Regions from separate parts of the Mus musculus genome. Here all the other regions are linked to region 1. A link is a loop called in an ENCODE intact Hi-C map of the cell type or tissue named here. Cell type or tissue: left cerebral cortex. All regions are shown on one strand. Links, peaks and the distances in the headings refer to the core of each region. The heading gives the core; the rest is flanking DNA.

What was found. Hi-C counts contacts between places; a loop is a spot of excess contacts. Peaks named below come from ENCODE experiments on the same cell type or tissue, not always from the same donor. Only the 100,000 strongest peaks of a DNase experiment are listed, where the experiment ranks them.
Region 2: it touches region 1 in a loop (3-fold over the local background); 13 of 42 quality-filtered maps call a loop at or near these places.
Region 3: a loop joins it to region 1, with 2.4 times the contacts of the local background. A loop is called at or near these places in 15 of 42 quality-filtered maps.

Annotation. Positions count from the first base shown.
Region 1 is chr11:78,091,115-78,097,294 of GRCm38, forward strand. It overlaps Fam222b (family with sequence similarity 222, member B), which reads left to right and starts at 3,576. Exons shown (of 3, transcript NM_145430.3): 1 at 3,576-3,677. In left cerebral cortex, for the core only: a CTCF peak has its summit at 3,527; DNase peaks (open chromatin) are centred at 3,528 and 3,955; H3K4me3 peaks cover 2,494 bases; H3K27ac peaks cover 1,822 bases.
Region 2 is chr11:78,162,857-78,168,446 of GRCm38, forward strand. Traf4 (TNF receptor associated factor 4) reads right to left here and starts at 2,694. Exons shown (of 7, transcript NM_009423.4): 1 at 2,442-2,694. The coding sequence starts at 2,584. It overlaps Nek8 (NIMA (never in mitosis gene a)-related expressed kinase 8), which reads right to left. Exons shown (of 15, transcript NM_080849.3): 11 at 5,236-5,386; 12 at 4,867-5,030; 13 at 4,607-4,765; 14 at 4,294-4,452; 15 at 3,250-3,921. The coding sequence ends at 3,893. In left cerebral cortex, for the core only: a CTCF peak has its summit at 2,685; DNase peaks (open chromatin) are centred at 1,065, 1,437, 2,300, 2,542 and 1 more place; H3K4me3 peaks cover 2,636 bases; H3K27ac peaks cover 2,494 bases.
Region 3 is chr11:78,144,442-78,150,031 of GRCm38, forward strand. The region is part of intron 2 of Fam222b (family with sequence similarity 222, member B); the gene reads left to right. It also overlaps the pseudogene Gm12571. Among named protein-coding and RNA genes, the nearest start is that of Traf4, 18 kb to the right of the region's middle. In left cerebral cortex, for the core only: a CTCF peak has its summit at 1,932 (motif pointing right); no DNase peak of the experiment used is centred there.

The sequences.
Region 1 (6,180 bases), core at 678-5,677:
GTTACAGGTTAGTTCATATTGTTGTTCCTCCTATGAGGCTGCAAACCCCTATACAATATTTTTTTAAAAGAAGAAATTCAAGCTGGTCATGGTGGCTCACACCTTTAGTCCTAGCACTTGGAAGGCAGAACTGGTCTACATTGTGAGTTCAAGGCTGTCCTGATCTACATAGTGAGGTCAAGGCATCCTTGGTCTACGTGGTCATTTCCTGGCCAGCCAAGACTACACAGTAAGACCCTTTCCTCAACAACAACAGCGGCAATTCAAATAGGGTCTGCACGTGCTATAATCTAGTCCTTGAGAGGCATAGACGGGAAGATGACTGTAATTTCAAGACCATCCTGTTCAACAGAGTGAGGTCTAGATCAGCAAGAGCTACTCCATCTTGAAAAGGGGGGAGGGGGACATGAGCTCATTGGAAGCGCTTGCCTAGCATGCATGAAGTTTTGTGGTCAAAACTTAGCACCAATAACCAAGGTGAGGTGGGGCACACCTTACTCTCAGCACTAAGGAAAGGAAAGTGGGAGGATTAGAAGTTCCAAGTTTGCCCTGGCATACGTATGGAAGTCAGCTGGATCTACATGCAACCCTATCATAGAGGACTTTAGTACAAGGATAGAATTCTCGTAGGAGACGCAGAATGTTTTAAGCATGGGAAGAGGTACTGTTCATCATGTAGGTCCTAACAGGCCTTCCCAGGAAGCATATGTGGCAAGGACCCAGTGGATGGAGACACTGGTGATGTTGATGGTGTTGATGGTGATGATGGAGACATTGATGGTGTAGCACCAAGAGGTCAAGGTCAGTTCGGACTTCCTTTTAGTCATCCACTCATCAGGAAGTAATGTCACATAAACTCTCAATCATCCTTGGCTGTGTAGTTCTCTTTTGGTGCCAAGTGTGCAATGATTTTGGACTTAACACAAACCATTTCCTTTCTTTCTTTCTTTAATTTATTTATTCTATATATGTGAGAACACTGTCACTGTCTTCAGACACACCAGAAGAGGGCATCAGATCCCATTACAGATGGTTGTGAGTCACCATGTGGTTGCTGGGAATTGAACTCAGGACCTTCAGAAGAGCAGTCAGTGCTCTTAACAGCTGAGCCATCTCTCCAGAGCTTTTTCTTTCTTTTTAAACAGGACTTTGTTATGTGGCTCTGGTTGGCTTGGTTCTTGCTATTTTTCTTAGGGTGGTTTCAATCTCAATTTGAGACAGCCCTTCTGGCAGCTTCCAAAGTGCAGAGATTACAAACACGCATCACTTTGAATAAATAAATAGTGCTACATCTTTCAAGCTAGGCACTAGCTCACAGGCTTCTGGTCTTCAAGCACATCAGGCGTTCACATGGTACACACACAGATATACATGCAGACAAAGTGTCCGTACTTAGTGAATCAAAAAGAAAAGGAAGGAAGGAAGGAAGGAAGAGAGAGAGAGGGAGAGAGAGAGAGAGAGAGAGAGAGAGAGCAAGCAAGCAAGTGGGCTTTCCTGGGCTGGAGAGTTCAGGGTGGAGGGCAGGGTATGCCAGCCAGGAGGGCTCAGTAACAGGTAGGGGGGACTGAGTGATTAAAGGGAGAATCTGGAGGCCAGCATCTGCTTTGATATGTTAAATAGGCACTTCAGCTAATTGTCCTAGGATTGAAACCTAACACATATAAAACAAATATTAAAAAAAACATGCAGAAAATATTGGAGGAATGCTTATAGTTATGTGGAAGATATTTTCAGATTTTATTTTATGTGTATGAGTGTTTTGCCTGTGTGTATGTATGTGCTCCATATGTGTGCCTGGTGCTTTGCTTGAGGAGGTCAGAAGTGGACATCTGGAAGTGGAGTTTTGGATGTTTGTGAACCACTGTGTAGGTGCTAGGAATAGTAACAAGGGCTCTAAAACACTGAGCCAGTTCTGCAGCCTCTGGAAGACATTTTAAAGACAAAAGAAAAAATAAAAGAGAAAAATGAAAAAGAAAAAGAAAGAAACTGAGACACATTTTGTCCAGCCACTGGTAAGTTGACCATACTCCTGTAATCAGCAAGTCCCCAAGGCTTATGTGAGCAACCCTAATTAAATTTGAGTCCCTCTATCCCAGACCAGTTAGGAGGCAACTCACTCATTAAATTTGCACCTGTGTATACTGTATTAGATACCAATTAGTTCATAGCAATTTGTAGCAACCAACTTACATTTTTAAAAGACAGAAGCCTCTGACAGGAATGTAGCTCAGGCCTGTAATGTTGTTATTCAGGAGGCTGAGGCAGGAGGATCACAAATTCAAGGCCACCATGGACTACATATGGGATTCAAGACCAGTCTGGGATACTAGTGAGATTCTGTCTTATATAGCCAAAGTTGTCATCATCACCTCAGTATTAATACATTTGTAAGCATTTCATGAAAACCCTTCGGGTTCCTGGGTACTTCTCTGAAAAAAAAAAAAAAAAAAAAAGACAGAAAGAAGTAACACCAATTTCTTTTTTTTTTTTTTAAGATTGATTTATTTATTTTATGAGTACACTATAGCTGTCCTCAGACACACCAGAAGAGAGTGTTGGATCCCATTACAGATGGTTGTGAGCTACCACGTGGTTGCTGGGATTTGAACTCAGGACCTCTGGAAGAGCAGTCAGTGCTCTTAACCACTGAGCCATCTCTCCAGAGCCCAAATTCTTTTAAAAATGTAGCTCTGGATATCCTAGAACTTCATCTGTAGATCAGGAGAGCCTCAAACTCACAGAAATCCTCCTGCCTCTGCAAAGATTCATGGAGTGCTCCATTCCGTCCGGGTGTTAGTTTATTAAACACTTAAGAGTTCCATTAAATATAGTTGTATGGGCTGGTGAGATGGCTCAGTGGGTAAGAGCACCCGACTGTTCTTCCGAAGGTCCAGAGTTCAAATCCCAGCAACCACATGGTGGCTCACAACCATCTGTAACAAGATCTGACGCCCTCTTCTGGAGTGTCTGAAGACAGCTACAGTGTACTTACATATAATAAATAAATAAATCTTTAAAAAAAAATATAGTTGTATAGGGGCTGGAGAAATGTTCAGCGACTATGAGCACTCGCTGCTGATGCAGAGGACTGAAGTTTGGCTACTAGGATCGATGTCCGTCCAGTCGCTCATAATCGTAAGTATTAATATTTCAAGTACTGTTGGGTACGTGCTACTACTACACAGGGATAAAGGTCTTCTTTATCGGTTTGCAAAAAGATCTGACTCCGTAGTCAGAGATGTACAGTAGGGAACGAGTCTGCAATTTCTTCCACGCCTAAAAGATTTGGTCTTTAAGTGCAGGCAGGATCCAGAATTCTGGTGGGATAAATCTCAATTCAAGACTTTAGTAATTTAGGCAAGATATTCTAGAGGCCTAAAAGGAAGGCTCAGTAGCCACATTCCCTAAGACCTAAAATATCCAAGGCCAGCGAGCGGCCATGCCCACTTGAGACCCAGAGAAGCAGGACATCAGGCAATGATAAAGACGTCCCCGGAGCGAGGTGCGCAGGCGCTGACTGCCGGAGAGGGCCCCGGGCAATCCGGGCTGCGCAGGCGCAGAAGCAGCTCCCGGCCAGTCCGGACGGCGGCTGTGATTGAGAGGCTGGGGCGTGGAGCAGCAGTGGCGGCGACCGGCGACAACGGAGCAGCCATGAGGGCCGGGCCCAGTCACCGACAGTGAGTGGTGGTTTAAGGGTAGTGGACTCTAAGGAATGCAGATATGGCGTGGTGGAAGGACACCCTGACTAGCGGGGTGGCTTCTACTTGTCGGGGACGGAGGTCGTGGGGGAGGGATAGTTTGAGGTGATGATGGTGGAGCATTTGGAGCATGGATGATTAGGTCATGAGTCCCAGAGCTGGACAGCTTGGCGGAGGGAAGGGGTTGCGTTTCGTGGAGTGAGGGCGCACACGGCAGGACCAGTGCCTCGCGCTGTCTGGTTTGTCATCATCCCTTCCCCCAGGAGCTTTGGGTCGCCTCTCCCTTTCCGCTTCTTTCAGAGAATGGTTGCTGGGGGGGAAGGGTGGTGGAAAATAAAAGCCGTGCTGGAGCTGAAGAAGTCCACTCTGAACCAGTCAGAGAAGGACTGGTCACTGGAGTTATGATGTGCCCTGGGTAAAGCTTGGGAGTCGGAAGCTCTGTTTAAATTCAGGAGGAATCTAGGTTAAAGAGCTAAGGACATGGAGTCAGGTTTGGAACCAAGTCCAGCACAGATAAACCTGATCGATAACCTTGGATAGGACCCACTTAACCTTTCTGGTTCTCTGGAAGATCCAGCATTAAATGCTGGGCTTTTGTAAGCTTCATATATTGGTTGAGAGAGCTTATGAAACCTATAGATTGGAAATACTATACGGATGCTAGTATGTACCAGCAATACGATCAGATTTTAGACTCTATGGTTATTAATGGAGTAACTGATTTCTCCATCAAAACAAAGCATATTTGTAAAACCTCAGTAGACAAAAATATGTGCACCCTGCATAAGTACAGCAGATCATCTGTAGAAATAGCACTTTCTTCCGTGGTGTGACAAATTCTCTGTCAAATTGAATAGGAAAAGTACCCTACTCCTGTGCCTTTTTACATGGTATGCAGCTTCTGACCCAAGAGGAAGCAAATACAGCCTGAAGCACTGAGCTATGTTCTCAGCCTTCCTTTTGCTTTTTATTTTGAGACTAAGTTTCACTAACTTGCTTATGCTGGTCTTGAATTCAAGCACTAGTTGAGTTTGAATTAACAGTCTTGCCTCTGTTTCCCCAGTAGCTGGGGTTATAGGCGTACCTGGCTGAGATTCGGGAGGGCTCCTCTGTTAATGCTTGTGTGCCAAGCAGTTTATTAACTGAGCCATTTATCTCCCCAGCCTCTACTTGATGCTGGAACCTGAGCCTGGGTTTTGAGTGTGCTAGGCAAGTGCCCTATCACCAGCCCATTTTGTTTTGTTTTGTTTTAATTGAGACGGTGCCACTACATTACCTAGGCTGCCCTTGAATTTTCAGTACCCCTGCCACAGCCTCCTAAAAGTAACTGGGATTACAGTTTTCCATCATCAAGCCCAGAATAGGCTTCTATTATTATTATTATCATTATCATTATTATTATTTAGTCCATTTTCTACACTCCAGATTTTATCCCCCTCCTGATCCATCCTCTGATGGTTCCCCATCCCATACCTCCTCCCTACCCTGTCGGCAGCTGCTGCTACCTCCTCCTCCTCCTCCTCCTCCTCCTCCTCCTCCTCCTCCTCTTCTTCTTCTTCTTCTTCTTCTTCTTCTTCTTCTTCTTCTTCTTCTTCTGTTGCTGCTGCTGCTGCTGCTGCTGCTGCTGCTTCTTCCTCTTTCTCTTCTTCTCCTCCTCCTTCTTTTTTAAGACAAGGTTTCTCTGTGTAGCCCTGGCTGTCCTGAACCCTGATTTCTCTTATTATATTTTTAAAAATTTGTTTATTTGGAGCCTAGAGAGATGGCTCAGTGGTTTAGAGCACTTGCTGCTCTTAAAGAGGGCCTAGGTTCCATTTTTAGCACTTACATGATGGTTCACCATCATCGTTAACTCCAGCTCTAGCCGATCTGCCTTCTTTATTTTGTAGGAAAAAGAACAAGTTTATTTAATGCCCTGCAAAGAAAGCAAAGGGGATTGATAATAATAGAAGATTGCCTGCCAGCCTCTGATACTTTTTAATTTTAAAAGCTTCCTTTGCAAGAGTCTGGTTGCCCTAGGGCGTTCTCTGTTTTGGAGTGGTGTACAGCCACAGCTTTTCAACTCTTTTTCTTCGTTGTTTATAGTCTTCTGCCAGAAATCTCTTCTGTGAAGTGAGAAGGACAAGTAGGTAGTTGTGTAAGGGTCTAGGAGATGGCTGGTTCTGTGAGAGGCTGGAGGAGCGCTCCCGGGGCTTTGTTGCTGAGGGTGGATAAAGCGAAGGACAGAGTTAAACTGTGCGCTGCCACGGAGGGAAAGTGCTTTTCTAGACACAGCTTTCTAAAGATAAGTGCGGATGCCTTTCAAGTGCACAGAAAGGCAGATACTTTAGCCCTGCTGGCTCTGAGGAACGAGAGCTTGAAACAGTGAGGCCTTTTGAAAATTGGGGAGTGATTTCTTTTAGCTGAATGAAGGTGGGGAGTGGCTGTACTAGATCCCCAGAGATCCATAGATAAGAGGAATGAATTGTTTTAGAGGCATGGGGGA
Region 2 (5,590 bases), core at 1-5,000, 71 kb after region 1:
AAGGTCATCTTGAGGCCACTTTATACTATCCCTTCTCCTCTTTGAGGGTGTGTTTCTTAAAAGAGTGGGAAGGAATAGCAGGGCCCCCGGCTCTGTGCTCCCACCATCCATTCCTCACACTCCCTCCTGGCCTTCACCACTTGCCTCTGAGAGGCAATTCAAAAGATGGAGGGGTGGGGGAGGAAGCAAAAAACCAATCAGAGGCTCCCTAGTAAAGCAGCACCTGGGTATGTCTGTCTGTCTGTGGTATGTCTGTCTGTGGTAACTCAGGCTTTAACCACAGGCAGAGCTCCTGAAACTTGGCCACCCTAACACCTGCCAGCTCTCCTGTCCCTCTTCTCCCATCTCCACACAGATATTAACACCCACAGAGCCTGGTAGCATGCTTCCTCCTGCCAGTATGGCCCAACTGACCCCTACAAGACCTGTCACACATGACTGCCATGGCCCAGGCAAGGCATGGGCTCACCCAGCAAGACTGAAAGCCCCCAGGCTCTGCATTCCTGGCAGATCTGAGTCAGGTAGGCCTCAAGGCGGAAGCAGAGACTACAGGGCGGCCCTGCTGTAACAGCACTGTCCAGAGCCTGGGCAGTCCATATCCCAGGTGCCCAGTCCATCAAAGCACCTCCTCTTGGTCCACACTACTGGCCATGTCCCTGATGCGAAGGACCCAAGTGAGGCACTAAAGAGCTATGCCTGCACCCAGGAGCAGCCTTCCTGGCTCAATCTGGGTAATAGCCAGCAGCAGCAGGAGTAAAAGAGGGGTGGGCCAAGGGGGAGGGGGGTCCACTTGGCTGCTTCTGGAATGTGCTGACCCGGTGGTTTTGAAGACAGCAAGGGGACTAAGGCAGGTCCCTAGGCTTCAGGCAGCAGCTAACTCTGCAGCTTGGGGCCCAGCCAGGACAAAAGGTTTGGCCAAGGCTATGGACAACCTAACTTGTAGGGTAGGGGTGATAGTGGGGAGGCAGAGCCTGCTCAATCACCTCTTTCCTCCAGAAGCCACTAAACACAACTGGATCGTGGGGGAGGGGAGAAGGCAGAGGCAGCTCCTGGCTGAGCAGTGGAGGCCCAAGCCCAGGGGAGAAGACAGGATGGGGGGAGGGGGTAGTGGGAGAGGAAGAGGGGATTTCCGGGAGGAGGAGGGGCAGAAGCAGCCTCGAGGGGACTGAGAAGGAGGTGAAGGAGGGAACAAGGCCTGACAGACCCCTCCTGGCTCCTTCCCCGAGGCAGTAAGGGTGGGTCAGCTGGAGGAGGGGGCTGGCTCAGCTGGCCTCATCTGGAAACCAGAGGGCCAGGAAGGGAGCCGGGAAGACAATGGGCCCGTGTGTGTCTGTAGAGGAGTTAAGTGTGTACATTTCAGGGAGGAGGGCCAGAGGGAGGAGGGAGAAAAGAAGGGAGGAGGGGGGACCACAGCAGCTTGAGCAGGAGCATATGTGAGAGCAGGAGCCCGCGGCTGCTAGGAACAAAAAACAAAGGGCCTGCTGAGATTTCCGCCAGCCAGGGGCTTCGGAAGACAGTGGGGACGAAGCACTGAGGCACAAGTCCCACATTGCTTTCCCTGCCAGTTCCCCTCGCGGGACCGCGGCAGACTCAGCCTGCCTTGTGCTCTAGAGCACGACCTCCACGGGCGTTGGGGCTCCCCGATCTCCCCTCCAACATGCAGCCTTCAGTGCCAGGAGCCTCAAGACCGCCCAGGGGTGCCCAGAAATGTGAGCGATGCCTGAGGCCGCAAGGCAGGACCTGGATCCTCAGTGGGCACAGGGCATTCAGTACCAACCCGGGTGGCCGATGTACCAACCATCCATTGTACTCAAGACCCCAAGGGAGGGTTCCCCACTTAAGAGGCGGGGAGGGCTGCAGGTCACAGTCCAACCTCTACTGCTTGGCCACACGCAGCCCGGGCTGGATTCCCAGCTAAAGACTTGAATCGTGTGACCCTGGGCAAATCGCAGCCCTTATTTTTTTGAATCTCTGAAATGGGAGAACAATAGCGGCCGCTCTCTCAACGTCAGAGAGGAAAAGAAGAGGTTGGACAGGTGAAAACTCCAGCGGCTTGAGTGCCGCGCGGGAGAGAGAGGCTTTGTCCTTCCCTTCCCTAAAGGATTCAAAGTTCAAGACTGTGGCCGCTCGGGCTCTCAGGTAGGGGGGAAGGGCCGGCTACGGGTCAGGAAGGGCGGCTTTCCCTCCGCCAGAGCGTGGGGAGGCAGTTTTTCCTACCTGGAGCTGGGCAGGTAGGACCCGAGACCCTACGCTTGGGTGCGTAAGGTCCTCCCCAGGGCCCTGACGTCACTGCCGCCCCTTGACATCATGGTGGGCGCTCCTGAGGTCACCGGGCGGCCTCGCAGACAAAGGCGCGACGTGTCTCCGGCCCGAGCCCGTCCCCCGTGCACCGCCCTCATCCCCCTGCACTGCCGGCGGAGGCCCACCGCCCCGGGTCGCACCTGAGAAACTCCTGCAGGCAGGTGTCGCAGAAGCGGTGGCCACAAGTAGACACCTGCACAGGCTCGCGCATGGGCTTCCCGCACAGTGGGCACAGCAGCCGCCGCTTGGGCTTCTCCAGGAACTTGTAGTCGAAGCCGGGCATGGCGGGCTGGCAGCGGGCACGGGCGAGCGGGGCCGGGCACGCGGCGGCCCCACAGCCCGCGCCTCGCTCGGGCCGCGTTTCCCGGCTGCGGGCGGCGCCGACTGGCGGCCGAGACCGGCCCGGGTCCGCAACCCCGCCCGCCGGAAGAGGGGGCGGAGCCGCGTCCCCATGGTCCTAGAGCCCGCCCTCGTGCCCCGCCCACTCCACAACCCCTCACTCCGAATGCTGTCGCACTCCGAACTCTGCCCTGGCTTTGAAAGTTAAATTAGGCTTCTCTTTCCCGCTGGAACTCCGAGTGTGGCCGAGAGTCTTCCAGAAGCGGGTCCCCTTGCGTTACGATGGTGCCTATCAGGTCGCACCACAAAGACTTGACACTTTAGAGGCCACCTTAAGGTCTCCTGCGCCACGCGCCGCTCAGGGACCCGGGGCCCTAGCTTCTAGGTGCTAGGCAGCGAAGCCTGGCAACAGGATCCCAGTAAACCAGGCTAGAGCAAGGAAACTGGGCTGGGCGCTGGGCCAGCGGAACCTCGGCCCCAGCCCTCAGGCCTCTGGCTGCGCCCACATTCCTCCTGGCCGCTGCCCTGCAACCACAGTCGGGCCCAACCCAGTCTTGGGGTGTCTAGCGGCCACTTCCACCCACCCAGTAAGAGATCATAAGCCAAGCAGGCATTTGATATTTTTATTAGTGATACTTTGAAACCTTTGAGAAATTGGTCGGGTTACCTTTCTCCCCAGTCTAGGTCTGGTGAATAGCCTGGGGAAAGGGCAACCTTTCAGCAGTATCTCCTCAGCAAACAAAAAAATAGCTCCAGCACCCCCTCCCTAAGAGGTGTGTGTGGGGAGGGGTGCCTTCGCAGGGGTTGTGCAAACCCTTGCCTCAGGGTAAGATAGAAAAGGGGGCTCCCTCCAACCTATCAGCTGCAAGCTATGCAGAGATTAGGCTAGCCTAATGACCAGTCCAAACAAGCCCTGGCTTGCCCTATTCCAAAGCATGGCATGAGTCTCCAAGAGGACACCGTCAGGGACTTACTTTCTAACTGGGCTGAGGGTGGTTGGAGAAAGGTGCGTTTTTTTTTTTTAGCAAAGGTTTTGAAGGCCGTCCTTCTGTTGACCCCTGCCAGACTGGAGCCTTGCAGATATTTACTAAGATAAAGAGCTTTGGAGACAGGGACTTGGGGGAACAGAGTAGACTTCACTGGCCTTTCTACCCCATTGACGACACAATCCAGGACGCTGACAACAGTCATTCCTCGGGCACCTGCATTTTTCAGAATACTCAAAGGTGGTCTCTTGGATCATCCTGTCGCCTCAGGGGGGAACTGGTTCATCTGTGACTGCTGAAGAGTATCAAAGAGAAGCTACTACTGCCTTTCTGGAGGCAACGCCTACAGCAAGCATCAGCCCTCTTTGATTTCATTGGGCCCTGGAGCCAGAACCCTCCTGCCAGGCCAGAAAGGGAAGTTTTCCTATCAACTGGCTCCAGGAAGTATTAGGAGCAAGAATTCACACAAGGTGTGGAGAGCCATAGAAGCAGCCTTTTCTCCCTGAGGGGGGAAATGGCGTCCCCTCCCCATTTCCCACATTTTTCTGGGGGCAGAAGATTGCTCTGGGTGGGTAATTTGGGTTATAACTATGGAAGATAGAGTGGGGAGTAGAGGGGAGTTGGGTTCACCCTAGTGATGTGGGTGAGATAGGAGAAGAAAACTCACATCGAACAGCCAGCAGAGTGTTCCCATGGCAGCAGGACACTGAAGTCACCATGTAAGGATGAGTCTCATCCAGCTGCACTGGCCTAGGCAGCCCCGCATCCTCATCCCTCCTTCCCAGTCGGCCTCGGGTTCCTTTGCCCCAAGAATACACTTCCCCCTCTGCCAAAATTGGAAAGAGTGGGGCATTAACTAAGCAATCAGCTGAACACTGGACAGCAAGAACAACTCCACAAGGAAGGTGGTGAGTATAACCCACCATATTCCTGCCGTGGTCCACCTGCATCCGGTCCACCCGCATCTTGCCCACCCTCACCTGCCCCAACGGCCACAGTGAAGGCATCCCCGCAGGCCACCATCACCATCTTGATGCCCTCCAGGCCTTGGACCCGACAGGGTGCCCTGCTGACCCTGCGGGAACTGGTGCCCAGCTGTCCATGTTGATTGCTGCCAAAAGTATAGCAGTCCCCAGAAGCTGTGGAGACAGAAGACAAGCAAGGAAAGGACAGTGGTGCAGAAGTCTGGACAAAGCCCGGCGAATCCCCTGCAGGCCTCCCATGCCTAGGTCCTACACACCAGTGATAGCAGCTGAATGAGCAGTGCCAAGGTCCACACACAGCAGGGGCTCCTGGTCCAGAGGTGCAGAGCCCAGTGGTGTGAAGCTCAGGGCCTCCTCCACTTGCTGGTAGGGAACAGGCTCCTCGTCCAGGGATAGGTGGTCCAAGCCTAGCTTGTTGAACCTAAGGATGGAGCCAGAAGTTTGTATCAGCCGCCTGCCTTTCTCCCACCGCAGGGAGTCTCTGCAGGGATTGCTAGGATCTATAGCTCCAAGAGACAAATCCTAAGGCTCTGAACCTTAGAACGAGGAGGAAGGCAATAAGGACTGAGATACTTTGCATCCAAGGAGGGCGGGGAGGCAGCCCTAGCACCTTGATGCCCCAGTACCTGTTACTTCCACAGGCCAGGACCCTGCCTGGAGAGGTGAGGATCATGGAAGAGTCAATACCACAGACAACTCTCTGAGCTTCCTGTCCTGGGGCCACAGGCACCTGCTGAGGGCAGTTATGGGACTCCCTGGTGCCTAGTCCCAGTCTACCTAAAAGAACAAAAGAAAACAAAACAAAATGGGATTAGTTTGAGCTTCAGAGATGGTAATGCTGCCTGAATAAAATGGCTAGAGGCTGTCCTCAGACTCAAATGCTTTTCCTAGGCCTCTTCCAGGCTAGCTGAAGCTATAAAGCAATGAATGGTCTGTCTCAAAATAAATAAGTAGATAAATAAATAAAAATTAAAATCCCAA
Region 3 (5,590 bases), core at 1-5,000, 53 kb after region 1:
GCAGCTTAGCTCTTGGACCCTATATAAAAATAGAAATAGATGCTAGTCCCAGTACTCTGGACATAGAAACAGGCGGATCTCTGAGTTCCAGGACAGTCAAGGCTACACAGGGAAAGACAAAAATAAAAATAAATAAATAAGTAAAAATAGAGCCAGACATGGTGGCACACAACTTAAACCTCATTTTTTTGGGAGGGAGAAATAGGCAAATATCTGAGTTTGAGGCCAGCCTGGTCTACATAGCAAGTTCCTGCAAGTTCCTGGCTGGGGAAGACCACAGAATGAAACCCCAGCTGTCTGTCTTCTGACATACACACACACACACACACACACACACACAGATAGAAACTGGTCAGTGGTGGCACATGCCTTTAATCCTAGCACTCAGAAAGCAGAGGCAGGCAGATCTCTGAGTTTGAGGCCAGCCCGGCTTAAAAGCAAATCCAGGACAGCCAAGGCTGGTTACACTGAGAAATCCTGTCTTGAAAAATAACAACAACAAAAAGGTAAAAATAGAATTGGAGCTGAGGGTATAGCTCAGTTTGACTGAGTGTGTGCTTAGCTTGCACAAAGCCCTGGGTTTGATTCCAGCACTGAATACAGCAGACATATTGGCACAGACCTGTAATCTCAGCACTTGGGAGATAGAGGCGAGAAGACTAAAAGTTCATGGTCTCCTTGGGGTATATGAAACCCTGTATCAAAAAACAGCGGGGCTGGGGAGAGGAAGCAGTGGTTAACAACATTAACTGTCCCCTCTGAGGACCCAGGTTTGATTCTCAGCACTGACGTGGCAGCTCGCAACTTGTAACTCAGTTTCACAGCATTTGATGTGCCCTCCTCTGGCACTAAGCACAAAATGGCACACAGACATACATGCAAGGCAAAATGCCCACACACATAAAAGTATTTTTTAAAAACTCAACAACAGCAAACAACCATTTAACTTCACTTTCTTGTAGGAGCAGAAAACTCACCTTCACTAGTTAGGACTTTGTCTACTGAAGGTGACACGTTCCTTGTCATGGTTGTCTGACTCTGTAAGCAGGCCCTGCTGGACTGGCTTTGTCAAAGCCGCTTTTTCTCTGTCCTATTCCCCCTGTCTCTTTGTGATGGAAGTCCAGCCTGAGGCTTCAAAAACACTCAAAACAGCAGTCAGGTGCTCAGCTACACCCCAGCCTCATTTGTCAGAGCAGTGAATGGGCAGTAACGTTGTTTAAGTTCTGTAAGCATCCCACCGTTCTTGGCTGTGCCCTAGTCCTGGCTTCCGTGAACACACTTGTAGGCATACCATCCAATGACTCCAAGGAACGAGCTGCCCAGTGTGGGGGTGCATACCTGTAACCCCAGTGCTTGACAGGCTGGTGCAGGAGAATTTTTAGTTTAAGACCATCCTGAGCTACAGTCCAAGACTCTGTCTCAAAACCAAAACAAACCCTGGACATCTTGGCTTGGATTGGCTCTGTAGCTGCAGAGGGACATACTTGCTTAGGTGGATGTCCTCTTAGAATGTGCCATGGGGTCCCTTGCTTTGAGAATCTTCAGCTATTTAAGAACTCTGCTTATAAATTTGATTTTCTCCTGGCCTATCTTTTTACCAGGAAATGTGATTTTGATTTTTTTTCTCTCTTAGCCCCAGATCCCTGCTCACTTTCCTAGCTCAGCATCACAGGTAAAGTGGTGGCTCGTCAAAACAGTCACTGTGTGATGCCTGAGATAACCACAGGTTCTCTTTGTTGTGTTGGTTTGTTCTGTGGATGGGGGAAGGGGTTGGTTTGTTTGAGACAGACTGTCCTTGACCTCTAGATTCAGCTCTGAGAGTTGGATTACAAGTGTACATCACCATACCCAGCTAGCATGCTCCTTTTCTCTTCATTTGCTGGGTGCTGGTGTTCTGCCTGCGTGGCTATGTATCGAGGCCAGAAGGGGGCATCGGCTCCCCTGGAACTGAGTGACATGGTATCGCTAATGCTCACTGTGTGTTAGGTACTATATTACATTTTTATATGCACTATATTTGTTTGATTTAGCTTGTTGAATTTGAGCATAATTATGTCGCCCAAGATGGTCTTAAACTCTTGGGCTGCAGTGATCCTTCTTGCTAGCCTCCCAGGTCAGGTGACTGCAGGCGTGTGCCTCTGCAGCCTGCGGGTGTTGGCGCTGTGAGCTCCCAGGATCTCAGTTAGGTTTGCAAGCTTGCCCGCACAGTACGACCCTCACCTGCCAGGCCTCACTGTCACTCTTCAGTAACTCTCCATGGAAGACTCTGGCCTTTATTTATTTTTTGCTTTAATTTTCAGAGACAGCCTGTCACTCTTACAATGCTCCTACCTCAGCTGCTAGAGCGCAGAGTACAGTGTGAGTCACATATCCCATTCCTTGTTTCTTCTACACACAAGGCTTGTATACGTCACATGACTAGCCATTGCTGGGCCAGAACTCATTGGTCAGACTCCCAACCCTTCTCCCTGTAGATTCCAAGTTTCCATCACATCTCAAAACAAAAGGATAACCAGTGCAACCTCTGGAGGAAGCTGGATTTAGGAACCCCACCCACCCCTAGTTCCCTGAGTAGACAACACTGCTTTCTGTCCCACCCTGCGCTCCAGCTTAAGGTCAGGGGTCTAACATTTGCTGCTCCCATGATCAGTTTCTTTGTTCTGACTGGGCAGACTCTGCCAAACCTGCTTTTCCTGAAATAACCATAAACAGCTGTGATTCATGTTCATACCACATTTTTCCTGTTTGAGCCTCTTAATACCAGTAATTTTATAACATTAAAGCAGGTTTCATTTCTGTTGACAAGTGAGGAATCACAGAGTGTTCACTTGTTAAATGATGGCGCCAGAGTTTGACCCTAGATACAGCCCTTTTCTCTAGCCACAGATTCTCAGTTCCCTACACTGCCATGTCCATATGAAACCCATACTAGCTATTTAAGTAAGTTTTTCTTTTTCAGACAAAACTGAAAGATCTACTGTCTGTGGTTAGAGGAATTTGTTAGGCAAGTAAGGTGCCAATGCGCCTGCATGTTGGGAGAGTTGCCATAAGAATACATAACCAGCTGGGTGTGGTGGCACACGCCTTTAATCCCAGCACTCAGGAGGCAGAGGCAGTCGGATTTCTGAGTTCGAGGCCATCCTGGTCTACAGAGTGAGTTCCAGGACAGCCAGGGCTATACAGAGAAACCCTGTCTCGAAAAATCAAAAACAAACAAACAAACAAACATCACCAATAGCTGGGCATGATGGCACACACCTAAATCCTAATACTTGTTGCTAAAACCAGAAGATGATGAATAAGCCTATGCAGAACTCCATAGTGAGATCCTATCTCCAAAAATCAAATCGGAAGCTGAACATAGTAGCATGCTTCTGAAATCTAAGCCATGGCAAAAGTCAGATGTTCAAGACCAGCCTGGTGTGCATTGTGGGACCCTGTTTCAAAATATCAAATATAAATTTGATCATGGGGACACAGGCAGTACAGGCGGAAGCATCAGGATTTCAGAGTTGGCATGAGGTCCACGAGACCCAGAGAAAGAGGGAAAAGAAGAAAAATAGATGTTAACCGGGGGCTTCCCCTGCCCCAAGGGCCAAGCTTTATCTAGTATAGGGAGCGAGTGGTGTCGTATCCTAGAGTAAGGGCACCTTTGTTCAGTGTGCCACTCTCGGGGATCCCCTCAGCAGATGCTCCCAGTCCACACCCCACACCCCCCACACACATTCATTCTTCTAATTCAGCTGTTCTTTTCGCTGTCGGCATCAGTGGAAGCGTACTTCAACCCATCTTGCCACACTAGGGGAAAACCTAAGGGCTGATACTCACTTTAAACTTAGACCTTTTATTCAACAAGCCACTTCCTATTCCAGGTCTTCCTCTTGGGTTTCAAGTAAAGATGGCTACTCGACACGGAGAGGAGATTAGACAGAGAAGAACTCAGAAGCAGATCTGATTTAGTTCCTATGTGAACTAAATAAAACCCAGCACTTTCAACTTCTGTTGCTCAGCTGAGTCCGTTGTTCCTTTGGACAGTCCTGCACTAAGCCCTTGTCAGATGTGCAGTGTGTCTTACAGGACAGGCACTGTGCTAGGGTATCAGCAACAGTGCACTGCTGCTGTGGTAGCCTGATGGGGACTTAGGCCACCACAGGATGCTTTCTTTGTCTTGGGTTTTTTAAGATTGGATCTTCCTCTGTAGCCCAGGCTGGCCTGGGACTCAAGGCTGCCCTTCTGCTTCTGCCTCCCGACTGGTGTTATAGATATGAAGTACCACAGCTCAGCCAGTTTGAACCTGGGGCTCACTGTCTGTCTGTCTCTCTCTCTCCCTTTCTTTTCTTTCCTCCCTCCCTCCCTTCCTCCCTTCCTTCCTTCTATCTTCTTGCTTTGTTGGGTTGTTTTGTTTTGTTTTTTCAAGACAGAGTTTCTCTGTGGAGACCAGGCTGGCCTTGAACTTAGGGAATCTCTTGCTTCTGCCTCCTAAGTGCTACATTTATTATTATTATTATTATTATTATTATTATTAATTATTATTATTTTACTATGCTGCAAAGCAACAGAAAAGAATTTCTTTTTTTGTGTGTGTGAAAAACTTAAGAGTCAATCTGTAATGCAATACCTCTATCTTATTCCAATGTCAATTAAACAAACAAACAAACTCCCACCAGCCACCATGAAAACAGGCCAACTAAGATGGTAAGAGAACCAAAACCACTTCATCTGTCCATCTCTGAAGAGCAGTGCCTCCTGGTGTCTCACATCCACCTCTTCTGTGTACTTATGTACAGCACATTGTTTCCACGGATGAACGCATCTCCGTACTTATTCTTCAGCTGTCCATTTACATACTCCTCTGTCTGTTCCAGGGCTATATTCATGTAGCCATCCAGGCAGGCCAAGACCCCTCGATAATCCACGCCAGAATTTAATTTCACCACAACTGGCCGTCCGATGATCTGCTTTAAGAAGTCGCTAGGGGGTTGCTTCCGCAGGCTCATGTTTAACAACCCTTGCAGCCAGTTCCAGAATGCTCACAGGCTGGGCCTCCGCGGACGCGCGTGCCCAAAAAGAATTTCAGGAATAGTTAGTATGAGGCAGTGTTAGAGGTTAATAAGGTAGGTTTTACGAACTAAGAGGATAGCTCATTTGCCACCAGGAAGACCTGGATTTGGCTCCCCAGTACCCAAGGAAAGCCAAGCTCCGCTGTGCTTACAAAAATCTGGGAGGCTTACTAGCTGGCTAGTCTTTTGGAGTTAACGAGCTACAAACTCTGTCTCAATTATGGTAGTAAGGATTGGATCTGTAGGGGAAGGCATGAATTTGATCAAAATAGTTATACAAAATTCTCAAAGTACTGATTTTTTTTTTTTTTTAAGAATGAGGGAGAATGAAATAGAGGAGTGATTGTTGAAGGTAGCTGGTGTCATTTGGCCTCCACAGGTAAACACACGGGAAACACACAGACACACACAAACACACGCACTCTCGAAGATGCACATGTACATACATGCATGCATGCACACACACAGGTTTCAGTTGATCCATTCATTTAGTGTCATAGCCAAGTGGCAATGGAACATGCCTTTATTCC